Regions from separate parts of the Homo sapiens genome. Here region 1 is linked to region 2. Evidence: chromatin loops called from intact Hi-C (ENCODE). Cell type or tissue: GM12878. All regions are shown on one strand. Each heading gives the region's core, and the rest is flanking DNA. Links, peaks and the distances in the headings are about the cores only. Region 1 overlaps LOC105371024 (a long non-coding RNA gene). Region 2 has its middle 100 kb from the start of ASB7.

What was found. Peaks named below come from ENCODE experiments on the same cell type or tissue, not always from the same donor. Only the 100,000 strongest peaks of a DNase experiment are listed, where the experiment ranks them.
Region 1: it touches region 2 in a loop (1.9-fold over the local background); 1 of 110 quality-filtered maps calls a loop at or near these places.

The regions. Positions count from the first base shown.
Region 1 is chr15:100,832,235-100,837,616 of GRCh38, forward strand. LOC105371024 (a long non-coding RNA gene) reads left to right here. Exons shown (of 5, transcript XR_932726.3): 5 at 1-132. Among named protein-coding and RNA genes, the nearest start is that of GCAWKR, 15 kb to the right of the region's middle. In GM12878, for the core only: no CTCF peak of the experiment used is centred there; no DNase peak of the experiment used is centred there.
Region 2 is chr15:100,700,171-100,705,552 of GRCh38, forward strand. No RefSeq gene overlaps it. Among named protein-coding and RNA genes, the nearest start is that of ASB7, 100 kb to the left of the region's middle. RefSeq lists enhancers at 2,788-2,887, 2,948-2,997, 3,268-3,537. In GM12878, for the core only: no CTCF peak of the experiment used is centred there; DNase peaks (open chromatin) are centred at 3,121 and 3,561.

The DNA.
Region 1 (5,382 bases), core at 119-5,118, 130 kb after region 2:
GACTTCCATCCCCCAGACTCTGGCCTCAAGCTGCCTTTCATAGCCAAACTCTTCTCCACCCCCAACCCCTGACAACTGCTGGTCTGTTTTCCATCCCTATGGTTTTGCTTTATAAACTCACGCAGTAGGTAACCTTTTGCAATTAGTTTTCTTTCACTCAGTGTAATGCCTTTGAAGTTTCTCCATGTTGTCATCTGTCTCAATAGTTTATTCCTTTTTATTGTGAGGTAGTATTTCATATACCACAGTGTGTTTCTCAATTCACCCATCAATAAGAGTGTTTCAGTTTTAGTGATGATAAATACTCTTTCTATAAACAGTCATGCACAGGTTCTGTGTAAACATGCTTTCATTTCTGTAGAGCAAGTATCTAGGCGTGGGATTCTTGAGTCGTATGGTAAGCGTGTCATTAAACTTAAACTGACAAACTGTTTTTCAGAGTGGCCACGTCACTTTGCATTCCCACCAGCATGTGTGAAAGTGCCAGTTGTCTCATTCTTGCCGCCACTTGGTATTGTCAGTGTTTTCATTTTAGCCATTCTACTAGGTGGGAAACGGACTCTCATGGCTGTTCTAATTTGCATTTTCCTAGAGGCTAATGGTGTTGAAGACTTCTCGTTGTGCCCATTTGCTTATATCTTCTTTGGTGAAGTGTCTCTTCGAATATTTTGCCCATTGAAAAAATTCAGTTGTTTGTTTTCTTACTGTTGAGTTTTGAGGGTTCTTTATATACTCTGGATATAAGTCCTTAATCTCATACGTGATTTGCAAGTGTTTCCTCCCCATTTACGACTTGTGTTTTCACCCACTTAATGGTGCCTTTTGTGGAGCAAAATATTTTAATTTGCTGAAATCCAATTCACGAAGTTTTTCTTTTCTCAGTCATGTACTAGATGTTAAGTGTAAGAACTTCTCATGCAACCCAAGGTCATGAAGCTGTTCTCCTGTTTTCTTCTAAGAGCTTTATAGTTTTACATGGTACATTTTGACTTAATTCTTTTATAAGGTAAGAGACTTAGATCAGAGACTTAAAAAATTTTTTTGCTTATGGATGTCCAGTTGTTCTGTTGGCAAATTTTAACATGAATCTTTTTCACCCTCCTCTTTATATTAACTTTTGTCTCTGTAAATTGAGGATCTTTTTAAAAAAACTTGCAATGAGAAGACATATGTGAAAAGTGCTTTGCAAGTGATTTGTAGAAAAGTAGATAAATAAATATTAGTTTAAAACACATACACACACTCGTAGTAAGACATTGCAAAATGAAGATTCAAAGATGAAGATTCGTCACCCAGAAATAAATTCTGGAATCACAAGGTAAAGTTTGCAATGCTGACTTAAAACCACTTAAGGTCTCTGGCTCACAGGCAGCCTGCCGAAGGGGAAGTGTCTCTGCCTTTCTGTGAAAACAAGGCCAGTCCCTTATCCTGTTAGTGGTCGGATGAGCTTGCTGGTAAAATGGTTGGATCTCAGCTGAAGGTGAATGCTGTCCTCCTACCTTGAGGAGTATAGCTTGCGTGCGAGTGGGTGTGGACCTGTGTGCACACTCGGGGTGTATATGAAACCCACATCTACTGGTCTCTGCCCATGCAGACCCCTCATGGGAGCGGTATTTATGTGAATGATTTACCCTGGTGACTTCAAGACCACAGAACTCCATCCAACAAAGGAGCTCATTTACTTTCTGACATGGTTAATGTCCTGATTTAATGGCCCTCTTATATCACACTCAGCACCCTAAATTATAGGGCAACCCAGACAATAACACTGCAGGGTTTCAGGCTGTACCTCTCCCCAGAGCTGCCCTCCCATACTCGAGTGGAAGCAGCAGAGGCGGACTCTCCTCCCTTCCTGCGAGCCACATGCCTCTGCTCTCATTAAAATAACTGTTTGTACCACCTTGTTGCTCCAGATCACAGTCTCCTGAGATTTTTCAGCCACAGGAAATGCTATTCTGAACATATAACTGCACATGTGAAGACTAAAAATGTCTTTCTTGTTGATATTACTCAAGAAGCAGAGTCAGTGTTTCTTGATTGTGTGCTCTGCAATGCCTCTGTTATGAAAGATCAGTTTCCATAATGACCCTTTGGAGGGAAGTAGTTATGGTAAGGATTTCACAAACAGAAGACCCTGAACTTGCTCCTAAACACAAAACTTGCTGTGTAAATCCAGGGAGCTGCCGCTAGGCATATTTAGTGCATAAGAAAAATTTGTCAGATGGGTTTAAGAGATTTTTACAACCCTGGCATTAATCACAAGGTTAATCGTAAGGTAAAAAGGTAAAATACTCATGCCTAGAGCCCAAATTCAAGGGCCTACATCCAAGACAGCCAGGTGCCTTACAGCTGAAACTCTAAGAACCATTTCTTCGCTTTGATCTACTAATTTATGCAGTAAGTAATGACCTAAGAGTAAACTAAACAACTGAAAGCATAAATTATCTAAGAAATGAAATCTCACTTTAAAAAATACTGTCACTTTCTAAAACTTAGATGCCACTCTATAAATATGGGAAATAAAATGTTTTAATGAGACAAATAGGGAATGACAGGTTACAAAAATTAGCATCCATAACAATTAAAAAACAGCTTAACATTTTATAATTGTATCAATTTGATTTGCTAGAAGCAGATGAGGTGGGAAGGAGAGGCCTCTTGAGAAAGAGGAAGGGAAAGCAGACAGGAATGGTGCTGTATTTTCTGCTCCAGATATTACTCAATTCTATTTTGAATCTTCAAACGTTTACCCAACTCTAAAAGGAGGTTCCTTGCAACATTGGGAGAAAACACTCTTTTTTTAACTTTTATGTTAAGTTCAGAGTACAAGCGCAGGTTTGTTACATAGGTAAACTTGTGACATGGCGGTGAGGTTGTTGTACTGATTATTTCCTCACCCCAGGTATTAAGCCTAATACCCGTTAGTTGTTTTTCTGGATCCTCTCCCTCCTCCCAACCTCCACCCTCAAGGAGGCCCGAGCGTCTGTTGTTCCCCTCTATGTGTCCATGTGTTCTCATAATTTAGCTCCCACTTATGAGAGAACATTTAGTATTTGGTTTTCTGTTCCTGTGTTAGTTTGCTAAGGATAAAGGCCTCCAGCTCCATCCGTGTCCCTGCAAAGGACGTGATCTTGTTCTTTTTTATGACTGCATAGTATTCCATACCGATTATATGTACCATATTTTCTTTATCTAGTCTATCATTGATGGACATTTAGGTTGATTCCATGTATTTGCTATTGTGAATAGCGCTGCAATGGACATTCATGTGCATGTGTCTTTGTAATAGAATGATTTATATTCCTTCAGGTATATACTCAGTAATGGGATTGCTGGGTCGGATGGTACTCTGTCTTCAGGTCTTCGAGGAATTGCCACACTGTCTGCCACATGGCTAAACTAATTTACAGTCCCACCAACAGTGTGTAAGCATTCTTTTTGGGAGAAAACACTCTTAGGAAGCTGTAGAAAAGCCTTTAGTAAAGAAGGCTACATCTTCCACAGAGCATCCTGACCATCATTGGTTATACAATCTGAGTTTTGATCCCATTCCCACTGTAGACGAATTAGTCACTCTCTGAGCCTCAGTCACGTCATGTGTCCAATGGGGATAGCATTCCTATCTTGTAGAGTCGTCGTGAGGACTAACAGATGTAATACAGGCAAGGCGCCTAACAAAGAGTGGCATTGGATAGTGTGAAGATTCAACACAATTTCTCAGGTATTATTATTATTACCATGGTGAGTATTTGGTGATACCTTGAAGCTATTCAAATTAGGCAATGTTTTATTGTTTTGTGGCACCTAATCAGTGCCAACCCTTTCTCTATCCCTCCCTCTGTCTTTCTCATGCACACACACAAATGCACACATACAACATGGCGAACTGAATTTAATGATAAGCTAGGAAGTATGAGAACACCTGATTTCTTTTTGGCTCATAAAATAAGAGTAAATTACTATAAAATAAAATAAAAGTAATTACTATAAAATAATAATCATTATTACTATATGACACTGAAGTCAGGTAAAGATGGAATTTATAATAAACATGAGCATGCTGCCCCGAAACCCATATACAGCTGTGTGTGCTCTAAAGAAAACGAGCTGTGGAAAGAGCAACAAGAAGACAATGAAAAAAGAAACAGGAAGAAGCACATAGAAGCTGATGTACCCCCTCCTATACTTTTTGCTGACCAGTTAAGGGGATCCAGGCCATTCCCTCTACCTAGAAATGGAAGGAACACTGGGCTCACAAGGGGCAACTCTCAGGCGTTGATGAAAAACATCCCTCAGCCCTGTGGAGCTGCAGCCGCTGTAGTTGATAGCATGTAATACAAAACACATTTGTCAACTTTCTTTATATCTAAATAAATAAATACCCAGGGGAAGAGGAAGCTCACTACAGTAATCTGATTTGGAGACGTGTCTCAAGAAAGAATGCACACCCAAGGGCTGGCACGGAAGATGTGGACAGCTATCAGCCAAGCGAAACAACTAGAAAAGACCCACCACATTGGACAGGGTGGAAAATGGCAAATGGTATGGGCAATGGAACCACATGAATCCCTTGAGAATCATATCATTTTCATCAGATTGAGTCATGTGGGAAGATTTGGGGGAACAAGTCAAAATCCATTACTTCAGGAAGCATTCAAGGCTAAAGTCAGTTTTATAGGTTATGTGTGAATATTCTTAAAATCCACGTTGGGTTTTGTATGCTTTATTATTTCTGAATAATTTGAAGCAACGCCTTACCTTTGAGACACTTGGCAGAGCAGGGCAGCATCCCAGCTTGCAGAACTTTTGGAGAGGATCTTGGCCTCTACAGAGGCCACACAGAAAGACGAGGGATGGAGCATGGCCACTCCGAAGGCCAAGGGTGTGGAAGTATTTCGTGTCTAGCAGAGGTGATACCACTCAGGAATTGGTCGGGGGGCAACCTTATCTGCCCGGAAGTTGTTGGCTAGATTTTCAATCAGCTAAAAATGGGGCTGCAAATGCTGACACACACCCCCTCCCTTAATCATGTAAGTGATACCCTCCTGCATTGAACTAAAGGGTCCCTATTATTTCTGATGGGGACTTCATCAGCATCTTAGGTTAGTAGTGGGACTGGGGATTCTTGGCTTCCTAAGATGTGACATTCACAGATTTAGGAGCATATTTCATCATCATTCCTTTCTCCCCTTTATGTCCTATATGTCTCTATCATTATACTTCTTTATTCTAAATTTTCATTGAACCTAAACAACTTCTAACTATACAACCTCCCAAAGAGACATGATCTAATTGTATAGCTCCTTTCACTTAACTGAAAGTCCAATGCAACCTCTGATAAATTATGAAAGTAAAATCAAATAAGCTAGGAAAAGAAGTCTG
Region 2 (5,382 bases), core at 181-5,180:
TTTTGGTAGTGACAGGATCTCACTATGTTGCTCGGGCTGGTCTTGAACTCCTGGGCTTAATTGATCCTCCTGCCTCAGCCTCCCAAACTACTGGGATTACAGGTGTGAGCCACTGGGCTGGGCCCTAAGCAAATAATCCATCATACTAGTTAAAGGTCCAGCCTTCATTTATTGAACATTTGAGTCTGTCTCTGCTGGTTTGAAATGACACCTCTACCATATATTGAGTTCGTTTCAAGACTTGCTGGGTTTTTTTTTTTTTCATCAATCTGTCTATCCTATTGCCAATAATACCACAATGCTTTAATAACTAAAACTTTATAGAATAGTTTGATATCCAATATCTCAATAACCTTTCAATTTTCTTATTTTCAGACACCTCTGGCTCTTCTTTCAGATATAATTAAAATAGAACCCATTTTGCAAATTCTATAGGAATCCTTTAAGATATTGGTTGGCAATTTATTCAGTTTGTGTACTATTTTGGGGAGACGTGAGCCTTTTATAAAAATGAGCATTTCCATTGAGGAACATGGAGTTATTCATGTCTTTTAAAAAATGTCCTTCAATAAATTTTTGTTGATTTTTCCATATAGAATTTATAATCTTCTATTTCTATGGGAGTTTAAAAATTGTTTAAACTTGTTTTTGTTTTTGGCCAGGCATGGTGGCTCACGCCTGTAATCCCAGCACTTTGGGAAGTCAAAGTGGGTGGATCACTTCAGGTCAGGAGTTCAAAACCAGCCTGGCCAACATGGTGAAACCCTGTGTCTACTAAAAATACAAAAATTAGCTGGGTGTGGTGGCACACACCTGTAGTCCCAGCTGCTTGGGAGGCTGAGGCAGAAGAATTGCTTGAACCTGGGAGGCAGAGGTTGCAGTGAGCTGAGATTGCGCCACTGCACTCTAGCCTGGGTGGCAGGGTGAGACTCCATCTCAAAAAAAAGGAAAAAAAATATTGTTTTTTTCCCATTACAGTTCTAAATGGTGATTGCAGCTGTATCGGAAGTCTATGTCTTTTTTGTACAGTGTGGTAGGAAGGTTAAAGTACTAGGGGAAGAATAGGATGACACTAGAAGTTATTTCCTCACTTGTTTTTATGAAAGCACTGGACCTCATCTTCATCACCAATTTTTTTTTTTTTTTGCAAAATATGGTGAATCATGGATAATGCTTCACGTTATAATTCTTCAAGATCTTTTGTCGTTTTACTATTCATTTATTAATTCATTGATTTGTAACTGAAGACGGAGTGGATACATCTTCCTGGGAGGGATATCAATACATCTCAGGGGTTTTAAAATGTATTAGGAAATATTTCATACATACAAAGAATGTGTAGATTGTCTACATAAGGAATAAAGAATAATATAATGGGCTGGGCACGGTTATGCCTGTAACCCTAGCACTTTGAGAGGCTGAGGTGGGCAGATAACCTGAGGTCAAGAGTTCGAGACCAGCCTCGCCAACATGGTAAAACCCTGTCTCTCCTGAAAATACAAAAAATTAGCTGGGTGTGGTGGCATGTTCCTGTAGTCCCAGCTACTCTGGAGGTTGAGGCAAGAGAGTCACTTGAACCTGGGGGGCAGAGGTTGCAGCGAGCCAAGACTGCACCACTGTACTCCAGCCTGGACGACAGAGTGAGACTCCATCTCAAAAAAAAAAAAAAAAAAAAGAAGAATATAATGAACCCTCATCTACCCACCTCTCAGCAAAATAAATAGAACATCATTAAGTCTTTGAAGAACCTTTGAAGTCTTTCTGATTTCATTCTTTTTCTTCTCTTGCAGAAGTAAGCAATATCTTGAACTGTTTATCATTTTTTTGCATTTCAGGAATATGTATATGTGTGCAGGCAGTTTTTCAAAGTCACACACACATTTCAACACACCTTCCTTTCCATCTCAGGCTGTTCTAGTGAGGATCTTTGCCATAATAAGCCACTGTTACCCTGGCAATGTATGGAATGCCCCAGAGTTTGAGGGTTTGAAAATTGTTAAGCTTTGGCTTCGAATCCCTTTGGAATAAGAAGTACTGAAGTCTGTTTGCAGGCTTTCTATTCTATCTTGTGGTTATGTTTATTTCTCCATTAGAGCCCACCTTGATGGTTGTGGTTTGGGGTTAGCTTTGTTTTAATATCTATCTAGTAGTGCACCGTGACCTCTCCCACACACAATGTTTAAACTACTATCACCTCTTCATTTTCCAAGAAAAACTTCGTATTCATACTATCAAGCCTCTCAAAAAGTCATCTGAGGGTTTTGATTCAAAGTATGTTACATTTATATGTTAATTTGGAAGAGTTTTTATATTTGTGATACTGAATCTTCCTAATCAAGAACTCAGTATTTGTTAAAATTTTATTTCCCTCAGTCGAGTTCATAGCTTTCTCAGTAGGTCCTGCTTGCTCCTAGTAAGTTTGTCTGTATGTCTATATTAACTTTTAATAGTATGATTTAAAAAGTCTTCTTTTACATTTTGTTTTCTACAAAGGAAATCTATTGATTTCTCTATCATTGCTTTTGAAGCCAGTCAGAAGGTGTCCATTTGAAAATATTCAGATAGACCTACCTAGTTCATAGAACAGGTGAGTATCAAATGAGAATAAGCAAAAGCTCTTTTAAACTGCAAAGTAATATATGAATGTGACCTACCCTTGTATTGTAGTTTTAAATTGGTGCCCAAGTCCTTACCCAGTTGTATTTGCCACAGCTATGCCATGCCATGCTCTGGCAATAAATTAACCTTGTAAGAAGCAGAAGTTTATTTCTTGCACCTGTAAGGCCCAGCAAGAGTGGTCAATAGTTCTTCTCCACGTGGTGACTCAAGGATCCAGGAGACGTCCATTTTGCCCCAGGTCACTGTAACACAGAAAGAGAGGGATGGAGGACACACACTGCCTCCTACTGCTTGTCCTGGAAGTAAAACCCATCTTTGGTGCTCACAGTCCATTGGTCAGAATTAGTCACATGACCTGGCCTCATAACAAGGGAGGCTGGGAAATCTGGAGTGCTCACAGAGAGGGTAGGTGAGTACTGCTTCCACCACACCAGCACAGTCATAAAGGCTGATGTGTGTGGTCTGGCACTTTCACCGAGAAGTTTCAGCCACAGAGGATGGGCCTTGCAGCTGCTGACAATGTGTGGGAAAGTGTGCTGAACCCAAACAAGCTCTTGGGTTCATGGCCGATTTCCTGGATTTCTCATTCACACCTTTTGTTCTTTCTGACTGGGCTTCTCTGTGTAAACATCCTCACTCACTCAATTCTTTGGCTTAGTCGTCACTTCTAATTCCTCATGGGGCCCTGGGTGACTTCTGAGGGAGCATCTTACCAGGCTTTCCTTGGGCCCAGTGGGGAGTCTGCTGGAAGAGAGCACCTCCAGCTCCTGGGGAGAGCAGAGGAACCCAGTGTCAGGACTCAGTCTTTTGGCTGCAAGCAACAGAAACCCACTCAAATTGACTTCTGTCTTCTCTCACACCCCATATCCAATTGCCAGGAAACCCTGTTGATCTTTCTGGAACTGCCGCTTCTCATCAGGTTTGCTGCCCTCACCTTTGTCTAAGCACCATCAATTCACATCTGAATGATGTGCGCTCTCAGGCAGCCTCCCTGTTTCTCCCCGTATTCCAGCCTCGAGAAAGCGGCCAGTGATGGTTTCATAGTGGAAGTCAGGTAGTGCATTCTTCTGCCCACGCCCTCCAGTGGCTGTCCTGGCCTGAGCCCCCCATACTTCCCCCGCCTTTTTTCCCATGGCTCTGGCCTTCACTCAGTCTCTGTTCCAGCCCCAGTCTCGTTGCTGTTCCTCAAACCTTCTGGGAGGGGCGTGGGAAAAAGGTGATTTCTGCTGGCCAGTGTGTACAGGCCCAGGACCACTGCAGCTCCCCATGGACCCCACGCCAGGGCCTGTCCCCACCACAGGGGACACGCAGCAGGCTGGAAACACTCCCCTCCCTTTGACACCTGGGGGAAATCGGAACAGATTGTAAACTCCATTGATTCCTAAGAAGGGAGGGGACGAAGGGATTTTTTTACTCCTATGACTGTTTGTAAGCAGATATCCCATTACATGACTAGAGTAAGGCCTCAGCACATTTTGAAAACTATAAGAAGCATATGTTGCTATAGATTCAACCATATTCACTGATCATGTAGTGGGCCCAAATGTTGTGCCTGAGGTTCTCATGTTCCCAAATCCTCCTCACAGCTCTGTGAACCGGGCCTGGTGGAAGTCTTCCTTGAACCTCAGAGGAGCGGTGGGGCCTGCCATAGCCATTTGGCTGGCAGAAGGGGGGAAGCCATGCTGTGAGCCAAGGTCTCTCATTTATTATTCCATGTGATGGGCGCTGAGCTGGAGCTGGGGACGCCTACCCCTGAAGAAGACAAGATTCCCCAAGCCTGGAACCCATGAGAGCAGCAGATCTAGTGTGGGGCCCCAGGATCACCTGCATGAAGATCACCTGGTATGTTTATGAAAATGTTCATTCCTGGGCCCCAGATTGGAATCTTGGTCGTGGAACCAGGTGACCTGCTGTTTATCATGCTGCAGGTGATTTTGTGCACACTGGCATTTGAGAACTTTTGGGACTCTTGTGGGAGAGACTGGCTGGTTGACAAAGGATTACAATAGGAAGTGATAAATCCAATGTGGATGAGGTTCCAACCTGCTCTGGGAGAAGACATGAAGGAGTGGGGTGACTCAGGCTGATGTCACAGAAGTCGATGTTGGAGTTGGGCCTCAGAGGATGAATAAGGGTTCATGGGCTAGAGGACTAGAAGAAGAGTGTTCCAAAAGGGAGGGACGTAGTGGTGAAAAGTACAATGGTAGGAAACAGCATTACCTGGTGTGGGATAGAAAGTGGCTTGGTGTGGTTGAGGCAGGAGGTGAAGGGCATGGATGTTTAGAGGATGGTGCAGGCTGGCCAGGGGAAGTCAAGCCAAATAGGCAGAGGCCAGACTATGCATGTCCAAACAGTGTACCATCGGGTGGTACAGGCTCTCAAGCTGTCCTGGGGCTCTGGAGGCAGAGAGGAGGTTGGATGGGACGGAAAGAACCCACCAGAGCGGAGCCAAGAGCAAAGGCCATCATCACGCTAAGGGCAAGGCCAAGTGCAGGCCTGATGGGAGGTTCTCTGCGTGGAAAGATGCGGCAGGGCTCAAGGGAAATAGGGAGACAGAAGCCAGGGGCCTCAGAGAGGACAAGCTATGAGGAGTCAACATCTCTGGCTGAGGCAACTGAAAGTGGTGATGCTGTTATCCTGGCCAGAGACAGCGCAGGGGAACTTGGGAGAGAGGTCAGCTAAAGATAATCAGAGAATCCTACTTTGGGAGGGAGTCCCAGGAGGAAGCTGGGCATGCCGATAGGGAATAAAGAAGCAGCCAGG